Regions from separate parts of the Mus musculus genome. Here region 2 is linked to region 1. The links are chromatin loops, found by intact Hi-C in ENCODE. Cell type or tissue: left cerebral cortex. All regions are shown on one strand. Links, peaks and the distances in the headings refer to the core of each region. The heading gives the core; the rest is flanking DNA.

Region 1 (9,491 bases), core at 726-8,725:
CTTCTGTCCATATCCATTGCACTTCACTACCTACCTAGCTTCTTCTACCTTTTTTTTTTTTCATTTTAACCCCTTTCAAGACCAAATTGTGCTGCAGACATATTCCTGGATGTGTGTTCTTCCACTGGAGCATGGTTGACTGGGAGTATACACTACACAAGAACTATCTCTCCCTATCCTGGCATCAAACAGTTGCCAACAGCTCCATAGCTAGAAGTGGAAGTGTGTGTGTTGAATTCTATTGGTTTTGTGTATTCTGTTGCTATCACTCTGAGTTCATATGTATAGTTCCTCTATACATCCAGAAGACAAGTTTCCTTGTGGTCATCCATTGCCTCTGTCTCTTATACCTTTTCTGCTTCCATCTTCCACAATAGTATCTGAGCATTAGAAGGAGGGATTTAGGTATATAGTCCTTTCAGAGCTGGACTTCTCTAGTCTTTTATTTTGTGTGTGTGTGTGTGTGTGTGTGTGTGTGTGTGTGTGTTAATCATTATCAACTACAAATAGAAATTTCTTAGATGAGGGTTAAGAGGTGCATTGACCTACGGGTATAACAAGAAGTTGTTAGGGGATGGTTTAATACTATAACTATTTAGGTCCATATGGTAGTAGGTTCTCCACTAGGCCCTATGAACAGTCTAGCAACAGGTACCCAGAAATGGCGACAAGAATTGATTTCATGTTGTGGGGTGGGACTTAAATTGGATTAGCCAGGTTTTGGTTACTCCCATGATGCTTTTGCTACTGTTACACCAGTGCACATACCATGTCTGAGTAGTTACTTCTGTAGCTAGAGATTCACAGCTGGGAATATTTGATGATTGAATTTCTCTTATATAAATATATATAAATATATATATATATATATATATATATATATATATATATTTATATATATATATACATATATATATATATGTATATATATATATATATATATATATTTAATGAGAGTGATGTTTACCCTCTTTCATTTTTGTACTGCTTTCTTATTCTACATATTTGCTTAAAAATATTTTTTCTCATGATGACATGTAGAGGTCTTTCTAAGTCTCAGGCTATCATTTTCTCTCATTTTACCTCTTTTCTTTCCTCTATGTGTCTTTACATACATACATATAGAAAAATCACAGAAATATGGTAAAATTTTATTAAAGTCTCTCTGTTGTTTCAATTATCCATGCCCTTAATATGAAGTTAAATGTATAAGAACTGTGAGAATGTCAAACACTTTCCTCTGTATTCATTGCTGTCTTAGTTAGGGTTTCCATTGCTGTGAAGAGACACCATGACCAAGGCAACTCTTACAAAGAACAATCTTTCTTTGGGGCTGGCTTACATTTTCAGAGGCCCAGTCCGTTATCATCATGCAGGAAACATGGTAGCATGCAGGCAGACATGGTCCCAGAAGAGCTAAGAGTTCTGCATCATGACCCAACTGCAGCCAAAAGAGACACCTAGGAGAAGGGTCACAAAGCCAATTCCCACAGTGACACACTTCCTCTAACAAGGCCACATCTACTCCAACAAGGCCACACCTCCTAACAGTGCCACTCCCTGGGCCAAGCATATTTAAACCATCACAATTACTCATTCATTATTAACATGCTTACTATTGCCTACTTTCTCCTCTTCATTGTAATAGCCAATGTAAAAATGATCAAAACATTGTTACAGCCATGTGTATCACAAAATATGAAGTAATTCCTCCCCCCACCCAAATGTAGGCTACTAAGGTAGAGAGCTCACACAAGATGCTTGGGTGTGGTGTCAGAGTTTTACTTAAGAATGGGGATAATGACTTGTCAATCAGTGAATTATTAAGATTTGTATGCTCAGAATGATGTCATTTAGTTTTCTGTGCATGACTTTCAAAAATAATATGATCCCCTTTCTCTACTTTTAACCAATGCAAAGTCCATAGAAATGGAAATTAGCTGCAGCTGGGATTTTATGAATGGTTTCCTAGAAACTTCAGTGAAGTACATTTCAATTCACAAATGAGTTTTATATTTCTCCCCTAAGCCAGTGCAGATGGGAGATTCGTGAGTGTTCACTGTAGCTGCATTAACTATCATTTTTGAAGACGATGGTTACATTTTTTTTTCAAGTTCAAGGTCACATTTAAGTAAATCCCACATTTACAAGATGAACAAATTTACGTATTTTAGTAATAGAAATCTTAGTAATCAACTGTCTAAAGGAGGAAGCCATCCATTTTGTCTCAGAACCTATTTTTAGAGACTGACTCAAAAGTTCCTTGCTATGTCTGTTTACCCACAGCTTTGAAATGTCCATATCATCTTTACTGCAGATGGCCAGACTTTATTCCTCTTGTTAAATTTGGCTTTATAAAAATTCACATATATAGAGTATTGATTGACTTCTTTTCACTATAGACATGACATTCAGAGAGCAGTCTCAGTGAAAGCATTAACAGTACCCAGAAAACTTTTTTTCTTCTTCTTTCTGATGTCCTTAAATTCATTAAGGACATGGCAGATTTTAGAATCAGTTATAAAATAGGTAATATGTCTATAGTGTGTCTGTTTGCACACATGAGCATGTATGCTTCTCTCTGTGTTTGTGTGGGGGGATGATGGGGTATGTGCATGTGTATGTGTGTGTACATGTGTACATGTGGAAGCCAAAGGCCCATGTTCAGTGACTTCTTTAATCCTCTTTACCTTCTTTTTGAGGTAGAGTCTCACTTAGTTTCATTAAGAGCCTGACTAGACTAGCTGAAAAGCAAGCCCAGGGGATTCCCAGGTTTCTCCTTCTACTTACAGAGGCACCAAACCATACCTGGCTTCCTTTTCCTTTTCCTTTTCCTTTTCCTTTTCCTTTTCCTTTTCCTTTTCCGTTTCCGTTTCCGTTTCCGTTTCTGTCTCCTCTCCTCCCCTCCCCTCCCCTCCCCTCCCCTCCCCTCATCCCTTTTCCCTTCCCTTTCCCTTTTTCCTGTATTTTGAGACATGGTCTCTCTATTCAGCTCTGGGTGCCCTGAAACTATGCATATACCAGGCTGGTCTTTCACTTCCATGATCCACCTGCCTCTGCTTCTTGAGTGCTGGGATTAAAGGGTTGCTCCACTACTTCCCAGCAAATAATCTAGTCTTTAAGATGTGACCCATTTTAAGAGTAGTGAACTGCCTGTTACATGATATTTTTTTAAAGCAGCATGCTATGACTGAAATAGAATTAAAATCTCTTTTGGCTACAGGAAGTAGGCTTCCTTTGTAAGCATTCTTGAATACCGATAAGGGCCTTAAAATTAGCAAATCAAAGTAGGAGTTGAAAATAAAATATATAGAGGGAAGGAAGGCAGGAAGAGAAAGTGAGAAATATAGGGCTGAATATTATAGTCCACACAATAAGAATTAGTGATAGAAAGGACTCAGGTGGTAAAACATGGGAAATAGAATATAGATTGAGGTGCTTTCTTTTTTGAAGTAAAAGATAATACATAAATAAACTCAGTGAGATGTGCTACACTGTACAATTTCAGAACTGTTTAGATTTTTAGATAATAGCTTATAGTAAGTAGGTAGACACAGAGCCATTAGAAAATTTACATATTTAAATAGCAAGGGGAAAACTTTTTTCTTGTTTTTTTTTTTATTTCATTTCTCAAATAAAAATAAAAAAACAAACTTACTCAACACTGTTGGTTTGGAGTAGAGATGGGGTAAAGTACTTAGGTTAAACAAATTATTAAAAAATAACTGAGAAGAACTGCTTTTATTACTCACCAGTAGGAGGCCAATTTGAGACTGAGCTAATGTTGCAGACATAAGGAGAGTGGCTGGTAGGAAAGAAGGAATTGGCTGGACATAAATTGCTGTTCATTTTATTATTTGGAGACTCATTGGGTTTTGAGCTTGTACTGGAAACCTTTAGAAAAAGATGTTTATCATATAATTTTTTTCACAATCATGAAGGGTATAGAGAATCGCAGACATAGAGATTTACAAAACTATTCTATGAGAATGAGAATCCAACCTGGTAAAGGCAACATCATAAAATCAGAGAGAATTCAAAAGTCCTTACACAGTTTCTCTGTCTGCCTGTCTATCTGTCATCAAACTGTCTATCTGTTATTTATGCGCATCAGGGATGTGTTCCATGCAACAATAAAATTTCCAGTAGCATCTTTACATGGATGAGAAAAGGGAAGTATTTTGTATAGTTCATTGTCAATACTGTCACCTATTTTAATAGTTAACAAGTTAGAGGATTGGCCAAGAAATTCAACATTTCTGCATGAATAATGAAGGGCTAATGAGCTCCCAACCCTAGTTGAGAAGGTATTGACAGCTGATAGGTTCTGTGAAGAGAAAGCCCAATTTCCTCAGGGCTATAATTCCAAGTATAATTATGCTCCAGTGGACAGCACAACATGCATTCTCATATGCTCAGCACTGAATGAACTCAGTCGGTTATTTAAACAACAATAACAACAACAACAACAACAACAACATGTAGTTGGAAAGAACTATGGAAGCAGGGTAATCCAGAAGGAGTAAGATGTGGGGAGAGATAAGTGGTCATGTTTAAAGTATTGTTTTAAACATGTATGACATTCTCAAGTAATAAATAATTTTAAAATGAAAGGAAGTCAAAATAAAGATAAAATAAACAAAAATAATAAAATATTTAGGAATGAAACTGACAACAAATTCAAATGTTGTTACATACCTTGCCAGAAGGACATGACAAACAGGTTTCCAAATTAGAAAAAAATAACTATAATCATAGAAACTTATGTTTATGTTGCAAAACAGTTTATGGATTTATTAAGAGTCTAGGAAAGACTGAATTTCCTAAGTTTGGAAGGAGTGCTAGTTACTATGTTTTTTTCTTAGCAATTATTACTTGGTTACTAAGTTAATAATGTATAATTGCATTATTTTCTATTTCACAATCAAAAAGTGTATTCTAAGAAGATATTCTGTCCTTTTATAATACATCAGGTCTGTCACACTTCATTCTTGTAATGCTAGCATATTCCTGAATCTAACAAGAATGTGAGTATTTGACCCTCTTTGAGTAGAAGCGTTTTGAAAATAGAGAATAATAGAAAGTAAGGTAAAATCTAAGAACATCTACATGAATGTAATATGTATGTCCGAGTTTTTATTTTTAAAAATAGCATTAAGATGATATTGACAGATACTTCACAGGAAAAAGAAACATGTATGTTCTCAAATGATATAAAATACACTCAACCTTACAATTGGGACATGTAACAGTGTCAACTATCAGGATGTGATAGGATAAATCTACCCTTGTCCAAGTAGAAAGGCAGAACATTAATCAGTTTAATGGGAAATTAATTACCAAAATGAGTTTAAGGCAATACAATGCTATAAAGCAGAGAGTGTACATTTTTTTGAAGTATGGTAATCCATTATTTTGACACTAGTTTGCATAACACCCACATTTGTGTGATTTAAGTAGAAAAAAATGTGAAGGCGTCTGGACATGATATCACCTGAATTTAAGCACCCAATTTAAAATATAAAAACATGAAAATTATAATTTACAATCAATTTTAGGTATCCATCCATTTGACTTGAATTACACAAAATATATAAATTAAGTTATTTTTTATGATTAACCACAATTTCCTTCAACAATGTTTAAATTTTCATAGTTTTCTGTCTAAAAATACAGTGTGCCAAGTATGCAGCCCATTTTATATCCAAAGCCACAGCTACTTAAAATGAAAAACAAAAAAAATTAAAACAAAACAACACAACAACAACAAAAACCAAACCAAACCAAAACAAAGAAACCACAGGTTTTAGAGGTGGAGAGGTAAAATGGTGGGTAATAGTTCTTCCAGAGGACTTCAGTTTGGTTTCCAGCATCTATATCAGGATACTTAAAATCTTTGAAACTGTAGCTCCAGGGAGTCTACTGCCTCTGTAGTCACCTGAGCTGATGTGCCTTTACCCACATGCAGATGTTCACATCCACCCATAAAAATAATTTAAGAAAAAAATATAAAAATATAAGCTTCAGTTATTTAAATTATAGTTATTCATTATTTTCTACCTAGCTTTGCATAGTATACATTCTCCTACTTTCCCTTTAGCACTTAGCCACATATTATTAATCTCAACCAAACCAAACCAAACCAAACCAAACCAAAACAAAACAAAACAAAACAAAACAAAACAAAAACAAACTGACAATAAACCACAGTGCTTTTATGTATATATTTTCATAAGGAAAATGTTTGGCCAGATGTGGTAATACATTCTTTTAATCTCAACACTAGGAGACAGGGACAATTATCTGTACAACCAGAACTGTTCAACAGAGAACCTTGTCAAAAACAAAACAAAACAAAACAAAACAAAACAAAACAACAACAAAAGTAAAATAAAAGGAGTAGAGAAGCCAAATTTCTCACTGTTATCAAAATGTTCAATCCTGTTGAATATTCTAGTACCTTCTCAACTCCTGAGTCCATCTGATTGAAAGAGAGTGTTGTTGCAATGTGTACAATGAGTTATTCAGGATCAAAAGCAGGAACAGAGTTTCTGGGCTTGCCCCACAGGCATCATTCTGGAAGGGCTGAGTCAGCAGATTTGGAGATATTCAGGTTGGAATAGGGCTGGGCCTGGGTTTTTGTCCTATTTGCCAGGAGGCAGGAGGATTTCACTTGGCACAGGAGGCTCCAGTACAGCAGAAGACCAGTGGAGAGAAAGCCTTGTAACTGATGTTTCTGGAAATCTGGAGGTGTAGGATTTTAGGATCTGGAATTCACTACATTTGTACAGTATTAGGGTCGTCCATAGGGAGCCTTATCAACACAGTATAAGTTTGCCGTTGTTAATTCCTATAGATTCATATTTACAGTCAACATTTTGTACCATTCTGTGTAGAAAACTGATCAATAATACTTTAGTTTGAATCAGAATCGTATTTTTAGGCTTTATACTCTTAGATTTATAATCTTGCCATTTACACTTCTAGATTAGCATATAGAAAAAGTTAAATTTGTGGTAAACATTAAATGAATTGACAAAGGTTTGAATGTTTCATCACAGTAGATTATTCATATGTACTTATTGCCCTAAGCTTTCAATTATTTAAATATAGTGAAGAGTGGCCAGTAGTTAAAATATATGTTATAATCAGTGGGTGTGTGGTTTGTCGGGTGAGAGAGCACCCTCATAGAAGCAGGGGGAGGGGATAGGATAGGGGGTTTGCGGAGGGGTAACCAGGAAGGGGGATAACATTTGAAATGTAAATAAATAAAATAACCAATATAAATAAATAAATAAACATTTCACTTAATTGTGTATTTTAAGATCTTGTATATGTGATCACATACTTATGAAAATTTAAAAGGAAAAACAGAGTGATTTTTTTTTTCATGTATAATACACTCTTTGCCACTTTGAGTGACAGTTGGGAAGCGTCTGGAACCTTAGCAGTTCATACATCTGAGTGTGCTTTTGTTAAGAGTTCTTTTTAGAAGAAATTAACTAAGTGGGGAAAACTAACCCTGAACAAAGGCACTGTAATCTCACAAGTTGCTGGCTCAAATAGAACAAAAACAACAACAACATCAAAATCACCCAACAATTTCACAGTCATGGCCTCTGTGTTTATTGAGGATCCTTAGCTGCTCAGCTCTACCCTGCTTTCCTCTCAGGATGGAATAAATCTATACAACTGAGCAAAAATAAATCATGTGTATTGAAAATTGCCTGTCATTATAATCAAAATATGATAAATCTTATTATGAAACTTTCAGAACATTGCTACTCTTGGCCTGAATCTGGGAAGCCCCTCCTTTCCTACGAATGATGATCCATCCTGTGACTCTTTGTTGGCAAGATGCTGAGAGTAAATGAGAGATGAGCACTAAGACAGACATTTCTACCACCCAGTCTATCCAGGGAATACTGCAAAAGTGCAAGTGAGAAGAATGTAAGAGCTGAAGTTAGAGGAAAGGGCTAGGAAATGCCTCCTTCTGGACAAGACACAGCTGTTATAGTCACAAACCCACAGCAACTACAGATGCTTTCACTGAGTCTGGACAAGAGCAGGCCCTTTAACAATCAGGAGTGAAATTAGGAAGGGCTCGGGCAGTCTTACCCTGCAGTAAGGAACTATTTGCTATTGATAAGTTAAAAGAGAAGAGGACATCACAGTCAGTTGTATACTCTCTGGTGACCTCATCAGACCTAAAGGGTGAGCTTTAACCTAATAGTCACGCTGATGGGCCTGGTTAAACTAAATTGGCCATAGAACAATCTGGGTAAAAAATAGAGTCCACCTCCAGTACAAAGTCAGGGCATCAAGTGGAGGGATGGGGATGCCATACCACAGTCAAAAACCCTGACCCAGAATTGTTTCTGTCTAAAGGAACTGCAGGGAGAAAAATGAAGAAGAGACTGAGGGAAAGGAGGTTCAGTGACTGGCCCAGGGAATCTATCTCAAGATAACTTGGGATCTATCTCAAGGTGGGGTTCCAAGGCCTGACAATATTACTGATGCTATGGTGTGCTTACAGACAGGAGCCTAGCATGGCTGCCCTTTGAAAGGCCCAAAAAGCACCTCAAAGAGTCAGATGCAGATACTTACACCCAACCTCTGGACAGAAGCGAAGGACCCCTGTGGTTGAATTAGAGAAAGGCTAGAAGAAGTTGAGGAGTAGGGTGACCTCATAAGACCAGCAGTCTCAACTAACCTGGACCCTAGAGATCTCTGACACTGAGCCACCAACCAGGCAGCATTCATCAGCTGATATGAAGCCCCCAACACATATACAGCAGAGAACTGCCTCATATAGCTTCAGTGAGGGAAGACATGCCTAACCCTCAAGAGACTTGAGACCCCAGGGAGTGGAGAGTTCTGATGGGGTAGGGACATCCTCTTGGAGATGGGGGGTAGGGGAGGTTGGGGAGGAGGAATGTTATGAGGAACAGTAGGAGGGCAGACTGGGATGGGGATAATGATTAGACTGTAAAAAATGATTAAATAATAAAATAATAATAATATAATAATATAATAAAAGGATAGAGAGCTGGAGATTTGTTAGGGATGGAACAAAAATAAGAGAGAGTAAATAAGATATTACTGTGATGTGTGCATGTGTGTGTCTGTTTATATATAAAATTTCAAAGAACAAACTTCATAAGTAAATAAGATTCACTATGATAAGTACAGATAACATTACCATATTAATACAATTAGGATATATAGTGTTCATATAGTTTAGTTAAAGATAACAATAATAAAATAGCAAGATGAATATTTAATATTATGGAAAAATTTGAACACAAACATACTAATATAACTAAATAGGCATAATCAAATGGTAAAAACCCAATAATAAAAACAAGTAGAGTATTGGGAACTTTGATCCCAGTACTTAGGAAGCAGAGGCAAGCAGACCTCTGAATTTAGGCCAGTATGGTCTACTGAGTGAGCTCCAGGACAGCCAGGGTTACACAAAGAAACCCTGT
Region 2 (9,491 bases), core at 406-8,405, 130 kb before region 1:
TCGCCTCTCCAATGCTGGGATTAAAGGCCTGTGCTACTAAGTCAGAAGCATAGAGTATATTTTTAATGCAAATATATACTTAAAGTAAAATATATACGCGAATTGTATTTGATCAGATGGTAAAGAATAACAAAGGGATCTGATAGACCTGGGAAACTTGTTTATCCTTATTAAAATTTAAGATTAGCTAATTAAACCTACAATGAGCCTATGTTTGCTTTCTTCCTTCTCTTAAGCTGTAAATATTTTAATATGTTATGTTTGTCCAAATATTCATGACAAAGAACCTCATGCAATCTAAGTAGGAATAAAGGCAGGAACATGTTTTAGAGAGTGTGTTAACAGTTACTATCAAAAGTAAATATACATATTACTGTGATTTAGTAATGCTCTTTACTTTCAATATTTTTTAAATCTAGATTATATATTAATATGTACACAGTGGCATTGAAAATAATACAGATTGTAAAGTTGTTTATAAAAGCACGAATGGCCAAAAAACTTTAAATATTTATTAGTATAGAAAATATTAAATATATATAGTCTTTTGTGCATATAAAATTCTTTTAACTTTATATAAGATATAACGTAGAAATGGCACTATTCCTTACACATGTAAGAATTTTTCTTTGCATGAGATCCATGTTTATATAAATTAATATTCGAAGGTGTAATTGTTTTTATGAAATATTTTAACATTTCCTATTATTTTTATTTTAAATTATGGTTTGCTGAGTTTCAACAGGAGGTTGATGATAGCAATCAATATTTTCTCTTCTTACCTACTTTAGCTTCACTGTTTACTTCATATACTATATAACATTACTTTAAGGTACAGCATGATACTACATTTCACTTTGTTTCTTCCTCAATTTTTTACTTAATCATTCTTCGAGCACTCCTGGCCTCTCCATCTCTCTCTGGTTTTTAGAGACAGGGTTTCTTTGTGTAGCCCTGCCTGTCCTGGAACTTGCTATGTGGACTAGCCTGGCCTGTAACACCCAGTGACCCATGTGCGTCTCTCTCTTGAGTGTTGGGATTAAAGCAATGCACCACCATACTCTATATACTCCTGTCTTCCTATTTGCACAGCAAACATTTTACCCCTTGATTCATGTCTCTATATCTGTAACACATGATTATTTCGTAAGAACCTTTTAAAATTATCCTTAAAAATATTTTGGCAGGTTTGACTTCCGGGGGATAGGAGTGGGAGGAATCACAGTCCAATTTGACAAATTTGGAAAGAATCATCACACTTATAATATTAAGGATTTGAGCTATGTTTTCATTTATTTAATTACAGTTTATGGCTTGCTTTTGGGTAAAGTTTAGCTTTTTGTTTTTAAAAATATTGTGTATCTCATGTTGTTCTTGTTTATTAGTGAATGTTTTCACATGTATTTTTGGTTATGAAAGGAATGATTATTCTTAGTGATGCTTAGGAGAAGCACTGAAATTCTTTTTATCATGTACAATGTATATGAACTTTCAGATATATGCTATTTGCTATGGCTATCTACTTGATTCTTTTGAGTTTTCAGGGAGACAAGAGAATCAACTTATCCTAGCCTATGTGACAGACATGCTGAGATGGGTGTCTTGTTCTTCCATCCTCCAGTGCCTCGCATTAAGGGTGATGTTGGCAGATGCTTTCCAGCCAGACAATCCAATTTGTCTAAGGCACAGCTTCTTTGCCACCGCTTTCTCCAGCAAAGTTCTGACATGTCTTCAGATGTGCCTGTGTGTTTCAGCATTTGTCTGCATCCTGCTAACAAGCCCATAGACCTCCAAGTTCCTCTCAGAATTTTCTAAGAAGTCATCAGATTTCAACTCACCCATCTATCTTTTTGTTTCATTTCACATGTGCTTGAGTCGGCTGCATGGAGATTTTATTTTAGATTCATATTAATCTTCTGCTGCTGTCTGCAATTTGATCTTAAGCAGAGTATTAAAGGAGACAGGGGAGGTTTTTAAAAGCCTTACAATACTAATACACACAGAACACCAGTCATTACAACCAATGGCAGACTCTCCTGAAATAAACTCATCATTGATAATCTCCGATAGGTCCTCAGATATCAAGTTCTTTCGAAGTATAAGAAGACACTTCACAGATAATGTACGGCAGAGTCAGCATAATTCTAATCCCCCCCTCCAAGGCGACTTTAAGAACCACAGTTAGCTTAATGGATTTCAGCTCAAGAGTGTTTGCGACAGAAACCTGTCAAGAGATTCCTATGGTTTCAGAACTTTATGTCTCACTTTGTTTCTTGTGCTCTCATTATTCTCATTCTTTCACTGTGTTTATTCTACCCCAGTCTTTCAAGTTTTATGTCTCCCCAAGGAAGCTTTTCGCAAGGGGCCTACATTCTAAACAGCTGTAGATCAGCACCACTTGTGTGAAACCAACAGACTGACTTTGTATATTGGTGTTAAGTTCGTATAGACTGATGTAACACACACATCATCAGTTTAAAATGTATGTTTTAATAATTATAATGTATAAAATACACTGTTGAAGTTGTACTCGGAGCAGCAAATGGCTTCTGCTCCTTTTGAGCTGTGCTTCAAGTTCCATTATAAGATTTTGTTTTCATCAGCAGTTCTGTCATACTGAGCACAGACAGTGACACTCAGGGAAAGTTTACTGAAGTAACTGCCTGTTCATGATCACGAACAAGTTGAAATAGAACAAAGACAAGGGTTTGTTAAATGAATGAATGAATGAATGAATGAATGAATAACTTATCAAGACAGCATTACATCCTAGGTGGTCCTTTTTTACATTATTATAAAACTTAAAATTTATGTTAAAATATACATTTTCACACTGAAAATAGAGGTAATCAGGAGGCATACAGAATGGGAAAAAGTAGAGAAATGTTTTCAGTTTAATGATTAAAAAGTGGGACTGAATACTGTACCATTTGAGGGCGTTTGGTTTTGTTCATCCTTGTTATCTCTGCCTCTGCCATCGAATATCATCCTCTGACCTGTGGTTTCCAAGGTCACTATGCTGCTAGATCAGAATGCTATACCACTATTTCCCTATCACTGATCATAACATTTTGACCATATAAATTTATTTTGTGAGAGTGTGTTTGGATTGGCTGAAAGCAGATACTGTGTGACCTACTGTTCTCTATTCCTTCCTTGGCTTCTCTGAAAACTCATGAACTTTCTTGTTCTTGCTTCTCTTGTTTCTTGGCTTCATCACAGATTTCAGGTTTTCCCCGAGTACAAAACAGAACAAAACCCAAAGTGATTGGCCTCACCTGTTTTTTTTTTTCATCTTGTGCCACAGGTTGGCACTCTGACAAAGAATCTCTTCCCGAAGTGTCTCTTCTCTCCCATGCGACCTTAGCAAACAGTAAATCAGAGGATCTATCTATGTCTTGGCTGGGTGAGCTTGGCTTTGAAGAGGCTGTGGGCATGGAGGTAATGCTTGCTGGTATCTTGAACAGATGTTCTGGGCTGCTTATAGTCTCGAAACTCTTCAGACTTCCAAGATGCCCTGCTGAGTGAATGGTAACTTTGGCAGCACATTTTGCTTCCATTAGCTAATCCAGTGGGTTGGGGAGACACCAAGGGAACAAGAGAAATCTGAGATCGCTGTCCTCAGCATCAGTCGCACGTGGTCAACTTCACCAGAGAATACTTCATGGCATCCTGACTGGATTCCAAGTTATCTCGACCTCTGAGCCTGGTGTTGCTGAACACAGTGCGGCATATTTATCTCTCTGTGTGGTTATTGATTGTATAACTTATCTTAAAAGGAAGGTCATCTTAGGCCACTTATCTCTTACACATTTTTTTCTTTTCTTTCCAGCAGGACTGGCCAATAAATTTGCTCACATGTGTGTTGATGTTAGTGGCCTTCCTAGGAAGGAACCCCATTCCCGTTTAAGGAGCTGTGTGAGAATAAACAGGATAAGTAGAAGGAGGTCAGTTGTCTGTCCCTAGGTACAGATCCTTAATCTGAAAAGCTCCAGGCAGCTGATTATCCAGGGCTACAAAGATCTATTTGCTAGTTGTGTGCCCCTCCCCGCCCCCATCTTTCATTTTTCCCTCTTGTCTTCTTGCTTCTCTCTTCTGTCCCTCTCTCCCTCTTTTCCACGACATGCCTTTTTCAGCGTGTCTCCTTGATTTTATCTTCACCTAGCTTTACAAGTGGATTGATAGTGTGCAGAATTAACCTGACCCCCTTTCTCTATTTGTAACATCATTCCAACAGGCGTTCAGTGTCTCTGGTGTTTTAGGTGGAGTTTTGTTCTGAATTAACGCAATTTGCTAGTTCAGCTCTCTCTCAGTCTCTGTCTGTCTGTCTGTCTGTCTGTCTGTCTTTCCCTTCTCCCCCCCTGCCTCCCTCCTTCCATCTCTCCTTCCCTCTGTCGTTTCCCTCCTCCCCTTTTCCTCCCCCTCCTTCCCTTTTCTGCCCTCCCACTTTTGCAAACCCACATCCAGAGAGCCTCCCTCCAAACGTACAAATACGCGTCCGGGGCGGGCTCAGGAGTTCAATGTCACGCTGGGCAGAAGTGGCACAGGCGAGCGGCGGGGCGCGCGCGGGTAGAGGCGGTCTGCGGCCAGCAGGGGGCAGCCGAGGGGCGGCGCTGGCGCGCGGGTGCCGAGCGGAGGAGCCTCGCCCCGCGCCCGCAGCCTCAGCCTCAGCCTCAGTACCAGGCGCGGCGGAGCCCGGAGCGCGGCAGAGCCGGCAGCGCAGCCACTGAGGGCAGCGGCGGCGGCGGGAGCCAGGCGCGCAGCGGAGCAGCGGGCGGGCGGGAAGCAGTAGCCGCCGCCGCCGCTGCCGCCGCGACGGGCAGCCGGCTCCGGCCCCTGCTCCTTGGCTTCGAGCCCCCGGCGAGTCTGGAGCCCGCGCCGTCGCCGGTCGCGTCCTCCGGGCATGGAAGGCGGCGGCAAACCCAACTCCGCGTCCAACAGCCGCGACGATGGCAACAGCGTCTTCCCCTCCAAGGCGCCCGCGACGGGGCCGGTGGCGGCCGACAAGCGCCTGGGGACCCCGCCGGGGGGCGGCGCGGCCGGGAAGGAACATGGCAACTCCGTGTGCTTCAAGGTGGACGGCGGCGGAGGAGAGGAGCCGGCGGGCAGCTTCGAGGATGCCGAGGGGCCCCGGCGGCAGTATGGTTTCATGCAGAGGCAGTTCACCTCCATGCTGCAGCCTGGGGTCAACAAATTCTCCCTCCGCATGTTTGGGAGCCAGAAGGCGGTGGAGAAGGAGCAGGAAAGGGTTAAAACTGCAGGCTTCTGGATTATCCATCCGTACAGTGACTTCAGGTGAGGACTCCCTGGAGCCGCCCCACCCTGCTCCCCCTGACGCGCCTTCCAGCATCCTATCCTGCCTCTGGGAAGGTGCGCCCCGGGGATTCACAGTGGGGGTGCGGGGCAGGCGGGGCGGCGATGCTGGAGGCTTCTACTTAGACTGGCCATACTCCACTCTTCCAACTAGTTTCCACCGACGACAGGTTTAGGGTAGGGAGTTTCTTCTCCCCGGAGCGCCAGGGAGGCTCTTCTCCTTTGCCTGGTGAACTTTGGGGACAGCAGAGGAGGGAAGAAGGCCACCGTGACCCGTGGACGGGAGGTTGTTAAGTTGCACTAGGGAAACTTTTAGTTTGGTAATGTTAGGACGAGACAGGTATCCTTGCTAAGAGCAGTTCCCCAAAGAAATGAAAAAAGATGCTTCTGGGATCCCGGAGATGAGGAAACTGGAGACAGTGACTCACAGGTCCTAGCTGTTCCTGCCACTCTCGCCCCTGGGAGTGTTAATCTGTTGTTCTTATGCTTATAGGCACCCCTGTCACCACTGAATTTCTCCAGATCAGTGGCTGGCAGGCACAGGAAGGGCACTTGCGCTTGGGTAGTCAGTCTCTGACTTGAGATTTTAGCGGAGCGGGCGCTGCCCCACTGGGCAAGAACTTGACTGGAAGCCTTGAGTTCCCGAAACAGAGGCAGGGGGGTCGTTTTCAAAGTCCCCTTCCTGAAATAGAGCGACACCCGCTCTTGACCTTGACTACAAATCCATTTCAGAAATGTCTTTCCAGTTTCCCAGCCTGGGAAGAAGGGCAGCAGAGCTGTCAGCAGGAGAAAATTAATATGAGTTTCCTGATCTTATTTGTGGCTCGAGTATTCATTTGGTTAATAAGCATGTTTAGAGACTGACAAATGAAGGTCGTGAAGCAGATCCTCTTATTACTGCGACACGCTCCTGAACACAGGCAGAGCTTCCTTCTAAAAATCCCAAACTAGTAACTAGAGGTGATATTCACTTGTTTATTTCATTCGTTCCAACTAGGGAAAGCGACAGCAGCAGCAGCAACAACAATAAAATAAACAACAACAACGAAAGGGGTCTATGTGCACACTGAGTGGATGCATAGGCTTCCGGTAAACTGCCAGCAAACATAGCAATAATAAAAAACAACATTACTTCCAGTAGCGTTTAGAAACTAACCGAAATTGCCCTTACCAGCATGCAAGGGAGGGAGCTGTCCACAGTTCTGAATCAACCTAACTGTGGAATATAGCCCAACAAAGCTTGAGTAGAAGACTGTCCATCTTCCCTGAGGTATTTATCGTCTCAAAAATCAGCAGTCTCTATTCCTTGTCACAGAGTGGATAGATTTTAGGAAAGATTTAATTTAAAAATGCTTATTTGGAAAAACACATAGGAAAACCTTACTGAAGTACTTACACTAGCTAATACCATTTATTGTCTGCAACTGAGTCTGATTGAAAGAATGTTCAGGCTAAAACAGCTTCCCAAGTAATACAACGTGTTTCCTCCGTGAAGAAGATACTCGTGGAAGCAAACTCATAGATGATCTTGCTCTGTCTACGGCAAATTAGGGTTGTTACATGCTATAGAATTTCAAAAGTGGGAATCGGAATAGAGTTTGAATATCATCTCTTTTTTGATTCCTGCATGGAAATGTAATGTAAATTATACTTTATATATTTTTAAAAAAAGACAATTTCAAAAAATAGTCGACAATCTTAATAACAAAAAACTAGAATGACATTAAAACTATGACATTCAGTGATAATGTTCACAAAGGTGCTTAAACTTTTTTTTTTTTAACTTGGTATCATCTGTAACTAAATGATTCCAAATGATACTTTTATATGTTCATCCTGGAAAAACGATGAAGCTTTTCAAAATAGTGGTATGTTGCAGATGATTAAACCTTCCTCATTTGTTTTTTTCTAACATATATAGAGACTTTTCATGATCTAGAATTGTATGCCCAATCTGTGGATCAGTGAAACTGAGGGAGCCTACATATTTCCCCAAGACCTAGAGAGACATAGCAAATCTTGCTCATAGGTGGGAAATGAAAACGATGATTCAGTCTCATCCTGCACTTTACAGGGAGGGCCGATGACTAAGAAGTGAGCTTATATACAGACAAGCCCCAGCATGATTTGGGGGACTTGATTTCCCTTGCATAACTGGAAAAAGGAAGCAATAAACTAAATAGCCATTATTACTTAAAATTTAAGATAGAATATATCTGGAAAAGTTGAAACTTAGAATTTCTGTACGTATGTGTTTCCTAAGGAGATTATGGCCACCCTGTACCTACTGTACCTATTTGGGTTCAGAAGACATTGTTTAATTAGCATTTTTTTTCTATACTCACAGTACCCACTTGGAAGCACTTCTAAAACCTATGACATGCCAAGATAATGTAGTTGTTAAAACCACAACTGAAACCTGGCAAAACTCCAGCAACTTTTTTTTTTTCTTCACAAACCTGCAAGCAATGCTCAAGCGACCTTTTTTGATCTGCTCATCACAGCCCTTTCCGGAGGAAGATACTCTAAGGGAAATGTTCTGCTGAAATTACTAGAACATCAGGCTTAGGTTCATTAAATGACCAACAGAGAAGGGATCATGTAAGAGAATACATTTCCATGAAAAGGTTTTGGCTCTGGAGGGTTGAGCAAAGTGGATTCTTTGCTTGTTACTTTCATAAGTATCTGTGAGGCCAGGAGTGTTTATTCTGTTTGTTGTTCACTCTCATGAAGCTGAGTATAGCATGACTTTACCTTTCTCCAGGAAATACCATGGTTTTTGACATTGTGCCTAATATTCTGGTGCCCATTTCAAGATGACTTTCTAAGCCTTTCTCCCAGCCTTTTAAGGCAGTGGTTCTCAACTTGTGGGTAGTGATGCCCATCAGCAATCCTCAGCCTCCAAAAGTATTTTCGTTAAGATTCATAACAGTAGCATAATTAAGTTTGGAAGTGGCGATGAAAATAATCTTACGGCTGGGGGTCACTACAACATGAAGAGCTGTATCAAAGGGTTGCAGTGTTAAGAAGGTTAAGGAACACTGGGCTAGGGCGAGGGCAAGGGCTGTGTTCCTGACGACACTTTCTGACGACTAGCTAGTGCCTCGTTTACCCACCACAGTCCGAGTGTGCTACTTTTGTGTCTGGCAGGTTGGAGTCTCCCACTTTGAGTGTAACTAGGGCAGAGGCTCTGTGTTTCCCTTCCTTCTCAGAAAAGGATGATGGTAGGAGTCTTCAGGGAGCAAAGAAGAGCCCAATGTTATTAACGTTGTAAGAAATCATGGGGAAGAAGCTAGAAAATATATTTTTTCCTGTGATATTTAATTATCAAGACTAGGGAAAATATTGGAAGGTACTTTATTTTCAATTTTTAACTTTCTTTTGAGTGGGGTTATGTGTCCCTCTTGCTTCTCTTCTCTCTGTCTTTCTGTCTCTGTCTGTCTGCCTGTTTGCCTGTCTGTCTGTCTCTCTCATTCTCTCTCCTCTCCTCTCCTCTCCTCTCCTCTCCTCTCCTCTCCTCTCCTCTCCTCTCCTCTCCTCTCCTCTCCTCTCCTCTCCTCTCTCCTCCCTCCCTCCCTCCCTCCCTCCCTCTCTCTCTCTCTCTCTCTCTCTCTCTCTCTCTCTCTCTCTCTCTCTCTCTCGTGTGTGTGTGTGTGTACGCATGTGCAGATATGTGTATGGCAGCCTGGATGTAGGATGTCTCCCTCAATTACTCTCCACTTTGTTGCAGATATCTTAATAAAAGAGTTCACACAGGTGTGGAGTTTTACAATAAAGGCATGGATTCAGCCTTTTTGAAATTTGTGCTAACAGTGCACATTTAATTTCAAGGTTAAGTATGAATATTTTGAGATAAGCAGTAGTGATTATACATTTAATAGTTAAATGATAATTTTGATACATTTCAATAACTACATGATAAATGAGATCTCACTGCCAGTTGTCAGTTATGATATTAAAGTGTGATGGAAGAATACTGAGAATGCTTCATGTGTATGACTCTGTGTGTGTGTGTGTGTGTGTGAGTGTGTGTGTGTGTGTGTGTGTGTGTGTGAGTGTGTGTGTGTGTGTGTGCTGTGTTTATGTATTGCTAAGGGTCAAACTCTGGGGCATGAATATGCTAGCCAAGTTACCACTATGCTTCCTCTATCAAGATGAGTGATTTCTCTGTGACAGCA

The links. Peaks named below come from ENCODE experiments on the same cell type or tissue, not always from the same donor. Only the 100,000 strongest peaks of a DNase experiment are listed, where the experiment ranks them.
Region 2: a loop joins it to region 1, with 2.1 times the contacts of the local background. A loop is called at or near these places in 2 of 42 quality-filtered maps.

The regions. Positions count from the first base shown.
Region 1 is chr13:117,726,344-117,735,834 of GRCm38, forward strand. The region is part of intron 2 of Hcn1 (hyperpolarization activated cyclic nucleotide gated potassium channel 1); the gene reads left to right. Among named protein-coding and RNA genes, the nearest start is that of 4933413L06Rik, 11 kb to the left of the region's middle. In left cerebral cortex, for the core only: a CTCF peak has its summit at 3,745; no DNase peak of the experiment used is centred there.
Region 2 is chr13:117,597,801-117,607,291 of GRCm38, forward strand. Hcn1 (hyperpolarization activated cyclic nucleotide gated potassium channel 1) reads left to right here and starts at 4,520. Exons shown (of 8, transcript NM_010408.3): 1 at 4,520-5,295. The coding sequence starts at 4,904. In left cerebral cortex, for the core only: a CTCF peak has its summit at 4,569 (motif pointing right); DNase peaks (open chromatin) are centred at 3,486, 3,978, 4,590, 4,914 and 7 more places; H3K4me3 peaks cover 4,040 bases; H3K27ac peaks cover 3,485 bases.